2 separate regions of the Homo sapiens genome follow, and region 1 is linked to region 2. Evidence: chromatin loops called from intact Hi-C (ENCODE). Cell type or tissue: OCI-LY7. All regions are shown on one strand.

Region 1 (8,000 bases), 100 kb after region 2:
GGTGTGTGTGACCACGCCCGGCTAATTTTTGTATTTTTAGTAGAGACGCGGTTTCACCATGTTGGCCAGGCTGGTCTCGAACTCCTGGCCTCAAGTGATCCGCCTGCCTCAGCCTCCCAAAGTGCTGGAATTACAGGCGTGAGCCACTGTGCCAGGCCAACATTTTGTTTTTATTATGTCATTTAATGTTCATAAAAACCTAACAAGAAGGGTATTTTTAAAATCAGTTGTCTACCATTAACTTCTAGTATTGTATTTTCTTAACAAGCATACAAAACATCAAACTTCTCTTTAGACAAAGTGCAGTTCTTTGACATCCTTTACACAAAACAGTCTGAGCCTGTGGCATGTTAATGCAGTCGAGAGGCAAAGCATACTGACTTTTACAAATTCTGCCTTCCATAAAAAGCCTCAAGGAGGGTATTTTGTCTGCATTTTTAAAATAAACAGTTCAGAGAAGTTAAATAGTCAAACAGGTCAAGGTCACACAATTCAGTGGTTGAGGACTGGGTGCAAAGGCAATATATCTAACTATAAATATCCATTTCTTTTTTTTTTTAGAAATGATGCAGTTTGGATTTAAATTAAATGGCTAAAACTGAAAGAGCCGGCTGGGTGTGGTGGCTCACACCTGTAATCCCAGCACTTTAAGAGGCCAAGGCAGGAGGAGCGCTTGAGCCCAGAAGTTTGAGACCAGGCTGTGCAACATAGCAAGACCCCCGTCTCTACAAAAAATTAAAAAATTTAGCCAGGTGTGGTGGTGCATGCCTGTAGCCCCAGCTACTCAGGAGGCCTGGTGGGAGGATCCTTTGATCCTGGGGGTTTGAAGCTGCCTTGAGCCTTGATCACGCCACGGCACTCCAGCCTGGGCGACAGAGCATGGCCTGTCTCAAAACACAAACACAAACAAAAAACTAAAAGAGCAGTGAACTCAAAGGATTTCCTGCCATGCCAGGTGGGTGGAGCTTCTATGTGGGAATAAAAGATGGAACCTATTTAAAGGACTTTTTTTTTGTTTGAGATGGCGTCTCACTCTGTCGCCCATGCTGGAGTGGAATGGCGTGATCTCAGCTCACTGCAACCTCTGCCTCCCAGGTTCAAGCGATTCTTGTGTCTCAGCCTCCCAAGTAGCTGGGACCACAGGCGTATGCCACCATGCCCTGCTAATTTTTGTATTTTTAGTAGAGACAGGGTTTCTCCATGCTGGCCAGGCTAATCTCGAACTCCTGAACTCAGGTGATCCGCCCTCCTCTGCCTGCCAAAGTACTGGGATTACAGGCATAAGCCACCTTGCCTGGCCTCAAAGGACTTTTAATTGAGGATCCCAGTAATGATGATCCCCATAAGGCTGAGGCTTCAAGCTTAATGATCTATAAGTGAGGCTTTCTGGGATGCATTTAGTGTGTTTCCCCAAGCGTGTGTGTGTTCCTACTTCTCATTATATACAGGTATGCTATCACCTCCCCCATACATGTATACATACCTCTTAAACTTAGATGTTCCCCAATTTTTCCTATGGAGCTTGCTAAAAATGCAGTGTCATCCATAGAAATTCATATTTCATTGATCTGGGCTGGGACATTTGTAACAAGCACCCTAGACCATCCTAGCATACTGAATCCATAGTCCATCCTGTTTGTGAGACTATGGCAGCCCTTGTGGTCTAAGCAGCAAAATCTTTGCTTAGCCTTTTTTGTTGTTGTTGTTTGTTTGTTTTTGTTTTTGTTTGAGATGGAGTGTCGCTCTGTCACCGAGGCTAGAGTGCAATGGCGCGATCTCGGCTCACTGCAGCCTCCGCCTCCTGGGTTCAAGCGAATCCCCTACCTCAGCCTCCTGAGTAACTGGGATTACAGGCGCGCGCCACCGTGCCCAGCTAATTTTTGTATTTTTAGTAGAGACGGGGTTTCACCATGTTGGTCAGGCTGGTCTCAAACTCCTGACCTTGTGATCCACCTGCCTCAGCCTCCCAAAGTGCTGGGATTACAGGCGTGAGCCACCGTGCCCGGCCTTGTTTTTTTTTGAGATGGAGTCTCGCTCTGTTGCCCAGGCTGGAGTGCAGTGGCCAATTCAACCTCTGCCTCCTGGGTTCAGGCAATTCTTGTGCCTCAGCCTCCCAAGTAGCTGGGACTACACCACGCCCGGCTAATTTTTTTTTTTTTGTATTTTTAGTAGAGATGGGGTTTCACCATGTTGGTCAGGCTGGTCTCAAACTCCTGACCTCAAATGATTCACCACCCACCTCGGTCTCCCAAAGTGCTGGGATTACAGGCATGAGCCAGCTTGGCCTTTTTAAATATTAAGTGCATGTACTTGAAAGTAGGTACACATGAAGATAAAAGAATAGGCTCCAGGAAAATTTAAGTCAAGTCTTCATAATCTATAAAATTGCCTATTTAATAAATATATGTTGTAAACATTTTTAATGTTCTGTAATTACTGTTATTAATGTCATGTTACCTCTTTGATCTAGGTACTTTGGTCATAAAGCTGAAGTATATAAAAACAATCTATATTTAGTACAGACCAAAATTCATGTCCTTTGCTTTTAAAAGGTAGAACCAAGAAAAAAAAAGCAATAGCAGAATACGGGCACGTATTCTAAAGAATTATAAATGGATTTTGCAGCACTTAATTTCTGTTTTTTTTTTAAGTACCTTTCTTTGATTCTTTGTCTCCTCATTGGTACCATCCCAGAACACTGATGTCTTCTGCCAGATCAGACCTGTCTTGATCATCTTCCCCACCTAAATCAGGATGTGTCCTCCCTTCTACCTTTCCAGAAATCCCACCTTAGTTTTCATACTTTTCTTGATTAACTGGTCATAAGATGATTTCCCTCAACTCCACCCTGTCTCAACATGCAACTCCCCATGAGTCAATCTTCATAATTGTTTCTAATGTGTTTGTTCCATGGTGTGTGTTGAGTAACTGTTGTTGCCATTTGCATGACTACATAGTGGTTACTGTTTATTTCTGCAGTTTGGTGTTTTTTTTAAGTCTTGAAATAGGATTTATTAACCGGAAGTGTTTCTTTTTATTTCTTAATTAAATTCAGTGAGAAGCTTATCATGAAATGTTATTCTTAGGCTGGCATTCATAAAACACTGGAGTGTTTCATTTTCTCCTGATCTCAATCTGCCTTCCAAAGCTGCTAATGACAGATGAGAGCAAGATTATAATTTTAGTTAGGGTGTGGTGGCTCATACCTGTAATCCCAGCACTTTGGGAGGCCAAGGCTGGAGGATCCCTTGAACTCTAAAGCTCGACACCAGCCTGGGCAACACAGGGAGACCCTGTCTCAAAAAAAAAAAAAATTTAAAAAGATTATAATTGTATGTAGTCAAAGAAATGTGTTTCTTTTCAAAGGCAATGTGTCAGAACTTTGTCCCATCTCTGGGCCTTTTCTTTATTATCTTAAACTCTAAACTATAGAATTAGCCTCCTCAACTATAGTTTTTGCAGGCCAGTTCACTCTCCTTGCTCTAGAACTCTGGATAGCCTATATATTTCCATCATCCTGTCTCTTTCATAAAGAATCTTGCCTTTAAATGAAAGACTACTCCTTAAACATTAGTACTTGTAATATTCAATCACCTACACATATTAAAGAACGCCTGCCCTCTTGTGTCCAGGGAGACTGCTACAGCAAGTATTGAATTAGCAAACTTGTCATTCCGGAAATACAGCATTCTACCCTACAGGGATTATCTACCAGGGAGCTTTCTCAAGGCTGCCAAGTATGGTTGTACAGTTTGAAAAATGATCCCAGCCCAAGACACGAATGCAATCCATTTTACACTCTGTCAAGCCATATATCCTTGCCCAGGTCATGTCTTTCTAGAGAGGTGACCCATTAAAATTTCATTCAAGAGTACTGTTAAACCTTGTACCACTTGGAATGTGCAACTTTCTCTAATTTACACAAAGCTCTCTATAGCTTAATGGCAGCCGTGTAGAGGCTCATTAAGAGTTAGTTGGGGCCGGGCACGGTGGCTCACGCCTGTAATCCCAGCACTTTGGGAGGCCGAGGCGGGCAGATCATGAGGTCAGGAGATCGAGACCATCCTGGCTAACATGGCGAAACCCCGTCTCTACTAAAAATGCAAAAAATTAGCAGGGCGTGGTGGCGGGCGCCTGTAGTCCCAGCTACTTGGGAGGCTGAGGCAGGAGAATGGCGTGAACCCAGGAGGTGGAATTTGCAGTGTGCCAAGATCACGCCACTGCACTCCAGCCTGGGCGACAGAGCGAGACTCCGTCTCAAAAAAAAAAAAAAAAACTAAGAGTTAGTTGGACAGTCCTCTCATCGTGTAACTTTCCTACTCAAGAAATTTCAAGAAATTAAAATCAGATTGTTAGAGCTGAATAGCTGAATGACATTAGTCCCAGGTTATCAGAAGAAGGAAATAAGGAAGAGAGAGGCAAAATAAGAACTGTCAAATTCATTAGAGGCAAGCAGGAAACTAAAATGCAGGTCTTCTGACTCCCAGTCCATGCTCTTACCTCCGGTTTCAGGTGACCCGTTTCTTTGACCCCACCTTACTTATTCCATACTAGGCTAGAATAGATGTGTAATAGCATGCATAGGGCTGGTGGGGTGATTTGAGGCAGTATGTGGACAAACATTTTTTGCACATTAGTAGAAATGTATTTGTTTTAATGTATTTCTTTGGGAAAAAACAAAAACATTAAGTCCATAGTTTCTGAGACATTATGATATATGACAAGGGTAAGTTAAGTTTGAAAAGTGAGTTAATTTGAAGAAAGATATTAAGTAGTGCATATGTTAATAGCTTGATTTAGCCATTGACAATGTATACATATATCAGAATATCATTTTGTATGCCAAAATATATACAATGTTTCCTTGTCAGATATCAAAATATCCTTTCTTTTGTATAACATAAATATATATAATTTTTACTTGTCAGTTAAAAAATAACAAAAATATTAACTAAATGATAGTTCAGATAGTACTCAGATATGGCAAAAATGATAAAAGTGGTAAAAAATCATGGTAGAAATTTGAGACCATCTCAGTCCATTCTGACTACTATGACAAAACACCTCAGACTAGGTAATTTATAAGCTATAGAAATGTTATTGCTCACAGTTCTGGAGGCTGGGAAGCCCAAGATGAAGGGACTGGAAGACTCAGTGTCTAATGAGGGTCTGTTTCTCGTAGACAGTGCCTTCTCTCTGTGACCTCACATAGTGGAAGGGGCTAGCTAGCTCCCTCGGGACTGTTTTGTAAGGGCCTTAAAACCCTTCAGCAGGATGCACCGAAGGAACTTACCACTCTGGCCCCTTCTAACCCTACCACTGAGGTCCTTTTCTGTTTAACACTGACAGTTGTTCCATTACTGTTACTGATGACAGTATATCCTCTCTTTTTATTACAGCTGTGCCTGATATTCTATCCTTTCCATACTCATCCCAGTATAAACCACAAAATAGGTCTTCAGAAAAGACTGTGGCTTCACTGATTTTCCTGTGTTGCCTCCAACATTTATAAAAAAGCATTGACCAAGAGTGTCAATGCCCTAGTTTCAAAACCATCTTTACTTTTCTAAATGTAGATGTTTTTCCATTTATAAAAATTATGTAGACTTAGCCGGGTGTGGTGGCCCACACCTGTAATCCCAGCACTTTAGAGGCTAAGGTGGGTGAATCACTTGAGGTCAGGAGTTTGAGACCAGCCTGGCCAACACGGTGAAACCCGGTCTCTACTAAAAATACAAAAATTAGCCAGGTGTGGTGGTGCACACCTGTAACCCCAGCTACTCAGGAGGCTGAGGCACAAGAATTGCTTGAACCCAGGAGGCAAGGTTGCAGTGAGCTGAGATCATGCCACCACACTGCAGCCTGGGTGACAGAGTCAGACTGTGTGTCAAAAAAAAAAAAAAAGTAGACTTATACAAAATTTGAAAAATACAGGAAAGTAGAAAAGAAGAAAAAAAGGCATTTATATTCTTACTAATGAACCCTGCTAATCCCCTCCCTAATTAAAAATTCTCCTGCAAAATCCTAGCAAGTCGGGATCTACATCTGTTTATCATTCTGGAAGCTTGCAATGTTCTGGATTTAACATATTTTTGTTATTTCAAATCACAAAATAAATTTTCAATGGAGAATCCAGGGGTGGAGTTCTTTTGGCACCTCTATAAGGGGCAGTTGGGTGACTACCACAGAGGTGAGCCAAAGCTGGGGGAGGCTACTGCAGATCAAGGATAGTAATAACTGATACACTTTGCAAAATGCATTGTGTATGTAAAGCTCTTTGTCAATAATGATGGTTCACTGTTCCATGTATACATATGCTGATGTGTATATTTGTCTTTCCTGTAGGGTTTTTGGAGTCTCTGGATGATTTTTACATTCTTAGCAGTGGATTGATATTGCTGCAGACCACAAACAGTGTGTTTAATAAAACCCTGCTAAAGCAGGTAATACCCGAGACTCTCCTGTCCTGGCAAAGAGTCCGTGTGGCCAATATGATGGCAGATAGTGGCAAGAGGTGGGCAGACATCTTTTCAAAATACAACTCTGGTAAGTGACCCTGCAGAATAACTGTTAGGCACAGACATATATTTTGATTTAGGCTTGTTAACCAGTAAAGTCATACCCATGCCCCGTCTTCATGTTTCCTGATATTTCAGGCACCTATAACAATCAATACATGGTTCTGGACCTGAAGAAAGTAAAGCTGAACCACAGTCTTGACAAAGGCACTCTGTACATTGTGGAGCAAATTCCTACATATGTAGAATATTCTGAACAAACTGATGTTCTACGGAAAGGTACTTTCTTCATGTCGTAAGTCTTAAAACCTGATGAGTATGTGTGTGTTCATATATGGTAGGGGAATGCACATTGTGTGAATGTGTGGTGGGGGAGGGTATGGTGGGGAAGACAGGATGGGGATGCTATATTACACCAGAATGACCAGGTTTAGCACAACATGTAAACCTACATCTCAAACTCTTATAGGACAATGTGCAGATTGGGACGCAAATCAGGCATTCATGACTCTATGATTTCTCATAGTTCTAATGTTACCTTTTCTCCTGTGTTCCTGGTTAAAGCTTTAAGTTCAATTCAGCAAATATTTTTGGAGTGCCACTGTGGCCCAGGGACTAGAAAAGCAAGGATACAGAATCCCTGACCTGGAAGGACTCAGGAGTCTAGTAGGGAAGCAAAGCACTCAAAGCAGCTGCAGGAACTCAGGATGGGAAGAGCTGTCATCAGGTCTCATGTCCCTAGGCCAGTGGTGAACCTAAACAGAACGTGGCTGTTAGTGGGTGGAGTCAGAGAAGGCACTTCTGGTGGGCAAGAAGGAGTCCAGACATTTGAAGCCAGGAGGCTCACTGCCTTGATTCAAATCTCAGTTCCTTAAAATCTCAGGCAAATTAGTGAATCTCTCCAAGCCTCATTTTCCTCATCTATAAAACTGAATCGTGATATAGGTCCACAACCACGTATTTGTAATTTTAAAATTCCAAAATTGTAAAACCACAAATTATTATTTTGTTTCTCTTGTTTTGCTTTGATTTGGTAGCCTAGCTCACTTGGTAGCAAGAAAATGACCTGATCTGAACTCACTTGGCAGCAAAAACTACCAGAAAGAAACTTTTAGTGGTTTTTAATTTTAATTTTTATTTTTCTTCAGATGGAGTGTCGCTCTGTCACCCAGGCTGGAGTACGGTGGTGCGATCTCGGCTCCCTGCAACCTCTGCCTTTCGGGTTCAAGCGATTCTCCTGTCTCAGCCTCCTGAGTAGCTGGGACTACAGGCACGTGCCACCACACCTGGCTAATTTTTTGTGTGTTTTTAGTAGAGACGGGGTTTCACCAGTTGGCCAGGTTGAACTCCTGACCTCAGGTGATCTGTCTGCGTCGGCCTTCCAAATTGTGGTGCCCAGCCTGTTTTTTTAAATTGTCTTTATTTCCTCTTAGAGACACCATGTATACATTAGGCTACAGAAATATCAACATCTTTGATTAT
Region 2 (8,000 bases):
TTTCTGATTCTAGTGGTTCCATACTGAGGGCCACTACAAAGTGATGCCAAGGACAGACAGGGACCATCCCACTTCATGTCAGCCCTCACTTCCTTTTCTCAATGAAGAGGTAACTTGGCACACCAAGTATGGAGTCCCTTCTTCTGGTTCTCTTCCTTCAATCTTGAATCTGATATGCTGCTCCTCATTCAGCAAAGATATTCTAAAAGTTGCTTTAATTTGACTTCTACAGTTTTAGCATGATTTAATTTATTTACATGATTGATTCTGCTTTACAAAGGACCCAAATCTGGTTCAAAATATCAAATGAACTCTGGTTCAGAATATATCAAAATTTATATTTAAATGCATCATTATTTCATAGTAATATTAAGCAATGCCATATTACATATGCCAGGAAAGTAAAACTATCAACTTTGTTGAGAAATTCAGATCTGATACCTGTGGTGATTTAAGTAATACCACACTCTCCTCAGCTTCTGCATGTAGAGCCACATCTGTAAGAGGTTGATTATCAATAGAGAAGCAAAAAGTGGACAAGTATGTATATGTATGAGAGTTTTGAGGATATTAAAGTTATCTATTTATGTGTATTAGGATTAATAATCAAACACTAAGTTAATGTTGAACCTGCTTGTATTCATCTGTGTTCACAACATGCATTATATGTGTATTTGTGTAATATGTTCATGTATATGATATACACAACCTCTGTTTCCGATTCACTCAATTCACTGGAAGTCTCAAATTCTAGAATTCTTGGTAGACAATCACTACTACCTGAAAGATTTATGTGAAACAAGAAGAAATTTGCTGAAGTTGAAGGCATTTTTTTTCCCTTCGTTCATCTAGGCTAGTGGTAAAGTCTCTGAAGGAGAAAGGCTTTGTGGAGCCGGAACTATATGAGGAAGTTACAATCTACTTCAGTGACATTGTAGGTTTCACTACTATCTGCAAATACAGCACCCCCATGGAAGTGGTGGACATGCTTAATGACATCTATAAGAGTTTTGACCACATTGTTGATCATCATGATGTCTACAAGGTAACCACATCACCTAACAGGCTGAAACCATTAATTGTACAACTCAAGGTCATCAGAGCCTGAATTGGTTGTTTCTGTTACTACTCTTGACCGCTCTAGTTTCACATTTAGTGAATTGGTGGTTGAATCTGAGCTAAAAGTGAAGAGAAGTAGAAGGATTAGAGGAGTGAGAAGTCAAAATTACCATTCAACTTTAAGAAGCAGCAAAAAAGATACAACAGGAAGTTCAGCAGGAATTAATTTGAAGTATTAAATTTAGACAAAATGGCATACTCTTAAATCACCTCCAAAAAATGGGCAGTGTTTAGGCTGACTGCAAATGAAGCAGAGAAGACACTGGGGTTATAATAAATAGAAAATCATACTACAAGAATGTATACAATTACATATTACAAAGTACAATATTCTGTTAAATAGTATGTTGACATTTGCTAAAGGATTAATTTTCAGGAAACTAAGGGTGTTCCTCAAATTACATAAAACCATTCAGATTATTTATTTGAACATTTCTAGAACTGTCACCACATCTGGACAATTTATATAATTATGAAGTACTTTTAAATGGCTAAATTCCTTTATAGCTATTTTATCACCCATTAACTGGACTATAAAAACCCTGAAGAAATCAGCATAGAACTGATCCAACTGGCCCCAGAAAAAGTGTAAAGGGCTATGCTCATACTGTGTTCCCAAATCACTTTTTGTGTTTGACATGTGATTAACTGCTTCTGTTTACTTTCTATACTTTTCAAAGGGGCAGAGGCACTCATGAGAAACTGTTTCCACAGGTGGAAACCATCGGTGATGCGTACATGGTGGCTAGTGGTTTGCCTAAGAGAAATGGCAATCGGCATGCAATAGACATTGCCAAGATGGCCTTGGAAATCCTCAGCTTCATGGGGACCTTTGAGCTGGAGCATCTTCCTGGCCTCCCAATATGGATTCGCATTGGAGTTCACTCTGGTATGGAGTTGAGCATCTTAGCAAATTGGGAACCATATGTACTGCTGTGCACCAACTAAATCAGAAAGGATAAAAGGTCTTCAAGTGTGATCGACCTCACATAATTTTTACTCTTAATTCTTTTTGCCAAATGTGAGGTCCCACTATGCATCCTGAGATATTTAGACCCAGTTCCTAGAGAACTCTAAGAACAAGACCTTTGAGGGCACCACTGACTGCTGACATGATAAACACCAAACATGTACGAAAACAAGAAGCTTTGGACTCCTATTTAAATCACCATACCTATGATTTCATTTATTTCCTCCCCATTCCCTTTCTCCCCACCCCCAACTTCAATATATTTTCCCACTAAAATATTATAGTATCTTAAGTGGATTAGATTATCTACAAGGGGAAATAAAGAACAGATGGTGAAATTTCTATAATATTTATACCCCCTCCCTTCCCTGCCACTGCAGTTATACAGAAAGTACATGAGTCACTTTCAAAGACCATGAAAGTTACATAGCCTTGTTAAAAGAAAAGCTTATGCATATTAAATTTAACACAGTTTGATTGAGCAAAGAATAATTTTCAAATCAGATGGCCCTTAAAACCAGAAGAGGTTCAGAGAGCTTCAATGGGCAAGGTGGGCGGGCAATGTTTATAGACAGAAAACAGAAGTGAGGGACAGAAACAACTTGATTGGTCAAACCTCTGTGTTCCCCTGATTTGGTCAAAGTCCCATCAGTTGACAGCCTGTGACTGGCTGAAGCTCAGCTACTGCGATTGGCTGAGACTCAGCTATCTATAACGTAAGTATACCCTAGTTAGGCTTTTAGTTTGTTTATGTACCAAGCTAGGTTGCAGTTTGTTTTGTAGGGACCCCTAAGAGGCAGCCTCAGGCCAAACTTAGTTTAATTCAACAGCCTTGAACATCAAGGTTTGAGATGAGTTACAGGTGTTATAGAAAAAACACCTGTAAGAGAGGAACTCAGAAGTCATCTAGATGAATCTTTAGCCAGGCATTGCTTAAAACTCAGCTTTGCAGTTTTTGAGTTAATCTTTAACTTCTGAAACTGTTAACACCTTGCACTCAGTCATTCTATGCAAATACATGACTGAATAACCCTTATTTCCTACCTAATATGCCACAGCGCATAGTCTAGCCTGGGCTTTTGTTCTGCTTGTTGGAACCTCCTTGTGCCACAGGCTTCCCCATCCAGCTGCATTCGCCTGGTCCATGAAATGCTTACGGAAAGTTATGCCTTTGTCTTGTCTTCTGTCTTCCATTGTCATGGCACCAATCCCAGAAATGCCACCTTAAAATAAAAATAAAACAAACTTGAGCCATTGAAGCTTCAAATCTACAGTGCCCTCCAGCAGTGTGAAATTCAGGGTTGTGTGGTTTGGCACAGTAAGCAAGCAGTGGGGCTCATCTTCATCCTTCCTGAGAGCCTTCTATTTAAAATCACCTTTGTGATCTGGATCTCTGAATGCCTTCCTATTTGCTACAAATGTCGTTTTCTTTGCGAGAGCAAAATACTTTATGATCGCATGCATTGAATAATGATGCTTCATTGGATTCATCCATTTAAACCAAAAGTCCCAGCTCACATTTCACATCCTCAGCTACTTCTCCATGACAGGAAGTATTCAGGATTGTGACCATACAGAGAGGCTTACCTGTCTTCACTCTACTCTGCAATTTCTATTGCCTCCACTTCCTGCTTTCTGTCCTTCATTTCAGGTCCCTGTGCTGCTGGAGTTGTGGGAATCAAGATGCCTCGTTATTGTCTATTTGGAGATACGGTCAACACAGCCTCTAGGATGGAATCCACTGGCCTCCGTAAGAAGGGAGACTGTTTTTCTCAGAGGACAAAGATGCTGTTTTCCAGCAGAGGGCAACTGTGAGATAAAATGCACAATAAGGAGATACAAAGTGCCAGTGAGATGTAGAATAATTCTTCACATTAGCTGAACACAAACCCGTGTCAATCCACCTTTTGCTACATTTGCTTTCATTGTTGTTTACTGATAATTATTTTATTCTTCCACTTTTGCTCAGTTTTAGACTATTTCTATATTTTTGGCTCATATACAATGAATCTGGGGATATTCTACTTAGAATAGTCCTGGCATTTACCATAGATTCATGAAAGTTAAAAAAAAATCAGTAGGCAAGGTAAGAACTACACACTCTGGTTCACATTCCTGTTTCCCTCTTATTTGGTTTTGCTTTTTTGTTGTTGTTTTTTAGAGACAGGCTCTCGTTCTGTCACCCAGGCTGGAGTGCAGTGACACGATCATAGCTCCCTGTAAACTTGAACTCCTGGGCTCAAGTGATCCTCCCACCTCATCCTCCCAAGTACCTGGGACTACAGGAACATACCAGCACATCCAGATAATTTTTAAATTTTTAATAGAGACTGGGTCTCACTATGTTGCCCAGGCTGGTCTCAAACTCCTGACCTCAAGGAGTCCTTCCACCTTGGCCTCCCAAAGCATATTCGTTTTTTCTGGAAATTGATTTTTGTTTATTTGTTTGAGATGGGGTCTCACTCTGTCGCCTAGGCTTTGGCACAGTGGCACAATCACAGCTCACTGCATCCTTGAACTCCTCAGCTCTAGTGATCCTCCCACCTCAGCCTCCTAAGTAGCTGGGACTACAGGCATGCCACCATGCACAGCTAATTTTTTAATTTTTTCTGTAGAGGTGTGGTCTCTCTATGTTGTCTAGGCTGGTCACAGATTCCTGGGCTCAAGCAAGTCTCCTGCCTTGGTCCCCCAAAGCCCCAAAGTGTTGGAATTACAGGCAAGAGCCATCATACCCAACCAAGAATTGATTTTAGTAAAGAAAAATCTAAGCATTTGTTATATACGAAGGAATATATTGCATTTGCTTGGCAAGGTAGAGGCACAATGTGCTGCATGAAGTAGATGCTCAATAAATATTGATGACAGTGGTAGCAGTAGAAATATATAGAAGAGAGAAAATAAGCACTGGGAGACATGGCTGGGGCTTACGAAACCACAGGAGGCAGGATGGTATTTTGGTAGTGTACTGACAATGTGATACTAGTTTGTCCTGGCAAATCATGCTGGCAAGGAAAAGGATAAGGTTGGGGTCAGACAGACTTGGGTTACAATTGAAATTATGTTAATCATTCTCAGTATAAGTTGAGTAGAAAGCTACCTGATCCTTCTAGCCCTCAGAAAGATAAAGATACAAATTGAAAATGGAATACCAACCGTGCCAAGAGGGTTTCTGAAATAATTTGGGATGATGTCATGTTAAGCGTTTAGCAATCATGGTACATGGTAGGTATACAATTTGGGATTGTCATTATTCTTACTGTGTAATTGTTTGTGGTATTGCTATTAGGCCCCTATATTGGGAAAGGTGATACACATCAATGGACTTGTGAATGGGCGTGCCCTCACCACTTCTTTTGTCAAAGGATAACAATGTTCCAGAAGAAGGAAATTTGAGAAAATCAAGACCCCTCAACTCTCCCGAATCTTCACCTTGCCCACAAGGCTTTAGCTATTTATTGGAACTTTTCCACAGGGACCCAAAACCAAACTCCAACACCCAAGCTTGGCACTACAAGCCAAATCTAAAACTAGGTCCCGCAGGCTACTACTCTGAGCTGGAATGAGAATCTATGGAGAAAAACCTAGGGATCCCCATCACATCACGCAGGGCCCTGAAAACTGATGCCAGGCCTTCTTTCTTCCCACGTGAGATTATATTTCTTGTGTGAGGGCATTCTTGCATTGCTATAAAGAAAAACCTGAGACTGGGTTATTTATAAGAAAAGAGGTTTAATTGGCTCATGGTTCTGCAGGCTGTAAGGGAAGAATAGCACCTGCATCTGCTTCTGGGGAGGCCTCAGGAAGCTTTCACTCATGGCAGAAGACAAAGCAGGAGCAGGCACTTCATACAGCAAAAGCAGGAGTAAGAAAGAGAGTGGCAGGGGCAGGTGCCACACCTTTTTAAATGACCAGATCTTGTGACAACTCAGTATCGCAAAGACAGCACCAAGCCATGAGGGATCCACCCCTGTGACCCAGACACCTGGTCGGGGGCCAGGACTCCAGCACTGGGGATTAAAATTCAACATGAGATTTGGGTGGGGACAAATATCCAAACTATACCATTTCTTATCTCTCTGATGTTATTTTTAAGTGTTCTTTCATTAAAATAGCCACAATTGTTTCTTCTTGATTTAGGATTCTTGTCTCAGGTGTTGTTGATATCCTGAATCAACGGGAAACAAATAGGCTGTGTACTAGCTGGGATTTTTATTTGTCAATTTGCATTTCCAGCTTTGAGAATTCACGTGAGTGGCTCCACCATAGCCATCCTGAAGAGAACTGAGTGCCAGTTCCTTTATGAAGTGAGAGGAGAAACATACTTAAAGGTAAGGAGTCCACAGAGACAATGCATAGGAAAAGCTCTCAGACACGCTTGGGCCACCTCCTTTGAGACTTGGCCAGGAAAGTTGAGCATGCTAATCCTCTTCTGTACTCATCACGATGAGCACCCTCCATCCTCTGCAAGAGAAATGACCACCAAAAAATGTGAACTCAAAACTTGCCTTTACTCCAAAGAGCCCTTTTGAGATTTTGAACTCTGCCAGCATTTCCTCTGCCATATCCAGGTTTTGTATCCAGTTCCTCCTCCAAACACAAGAGCTACATACAGTCTGGTCCAGGACTTATTTAATTTGAATCAAAACCCTTGTCCCCCCACTTACTTCCCTACTCTTACTACACACTGCTGCTATGATCTGAGGTCACCTCTCTTGCCAGTTGCTTTACTATTCGGAAGCTCTAGAATCACAAGGAGTGAATGACAAGGTGTGGCCCCATTCTCCTCCTCTTCCTCATCTGGAAGCTTGTTAAAATGCAGATGTGTGGACACTCTACCAGGCCTACTATGCAAGATTCTCTGTGGGCGTAGATCAGAAATCTATATTTTTAACAAGATAATGTGTTTGTGACCACACTAATATTTGAGAATCGCTATTCCAGATTCTTCATGCAGTTCCTCACATTTAAAACAGCTGCCCTCCATAGCCATCAGTTGTCTCCAAATGCTTCTCAGGCTGCTTTTCCAAAGTTATTGGAATCTTTTCACAACTGGCAAAGCCAGCTATTAACTGTAAGTTACCTGTCTCCGGTAGCCATAATGCTTCTGGCCTTTACATTTGGATTGCACCTTGGAAAAGTCTCCTTTTACGTAAAAGTGTCCTAACATCACACTTGCTTTTTGAGTCCTCCATAAGTACATTTTTTACAAAGAACACTTACCCCAAAATAGAACCAGTTTATGGATTGCTATGGTCCAAACACAGCCAGTGAACCACTACTTTTTTAAATGAGTTTAACAATATATATCAATTATATATATATATATATCAATCACTCATTTTTAAATTATTGATATATATTATAGATATATATTATTAAACTCATTTTTTAAAAATAGTGGTTCACTGGCTGTGTTTGGGCCATATGTATTTTGTATCTCTTTTTCAAATACCAGCTTTAGCAAAAACAGGGTTTCCAGTATTCCAGTAAATTTCCATACATTCCGTAGCCTCCAGATGGGCCCCAGAAATGCCACTTAATGAGTTCTTAATTGTGATGTACATGTGTTTGTAATAAGATAGGGAAACTGTAGCAAAAGTTTTGTAGCAAAACTTTATTGCAAAAAGGGCTAGAAGGAAATATGGACAATGACAACCAGTTGGATTTGTTGACGTAGCAGAATTGTAGATGAATTTTCTTCCTTTTTAAGTTAGAGTTCTTGTGATGTTGCTAGAGTGATATTTTAAAATGTCTTTTGGGGAAAAAAAAGAAAACTCTACTTTGAGAAAAGGATGTCTGCTGAATGAGAAACTTATTTTTAAAAAGGCACTTGGAAATAAAAATCTGTCTAGAGATAATGCAAATCATAACAGGAATGTGTGATGTGCTTAAATATTGGCACTGATGAGAA

Evidence for each region. A loop is a pair of places that touch in the nucleus more often than their neighbours do. Peaks named below come from ENCODE experiments on the same cell type or tissue, not always from the same donor. Only the 100,000 strongest peaks of a DNase experiment are listed, where the experiment ranks them.
Region 1: a loop joins it to region 2, with 10 times the contacts of the local background. A loop is called at or near these places in 38 of 110 quality-filtered maps.

What each region holds. Positions count from the first base shown.
Region 1 is chr12:14,510,057-14,518,056 of GRCh38, reverse strand. It overlaps PLBD1 (phospholipase B domain containing 1), which reads left to right. Exons shown (of 11, transcript NM_024829.6): 7 at 6,346-6,546; 8 at 6,657-6,797. Among named protein-coding and RNA genes, the nearest start is that of PLBD1-AS2, 16 kb to the left of the region's middle. In OCI-LY7, CTCF peaks have their summits at 3,425 and 3,625 (motif pointing left); a DNase peak (open chromatin) is centred at 3,636.
Region 2 is chr12:14,615,050-14,623,049 of GRCh38, reverse strand. GUCY2C (guanylate cyclase 2C) reads left to right here. Exons shown (of 27, transcript NM_004963.4): 22 at 853-1,045; 23 at 1,834-2,008; 24 at 3,741-3,839; 25 at 6,323-6,417. PLBD1-AS1 (PLBD1 antisense RNA 1) reads right to left here. Exons shown (of 6, transcript NR_120465.1): 5 at 3,677-3,898; 6 at 3,295-3,312. Among named protein-coding and RNA genes, the nearest start is that of GUCY2C-AS1, 47 kb to the left of the region's middle. In OCI-LY7, CTCF peaks have their summits at 821, 1,059, 3,688 and 3,887 (motif pointing right); DNase peaks (open chromatin) are centred at 919 and 3,899; H3K4me3 peaks cover 506 bases; H3K27ac peaks cover 5,076 bases.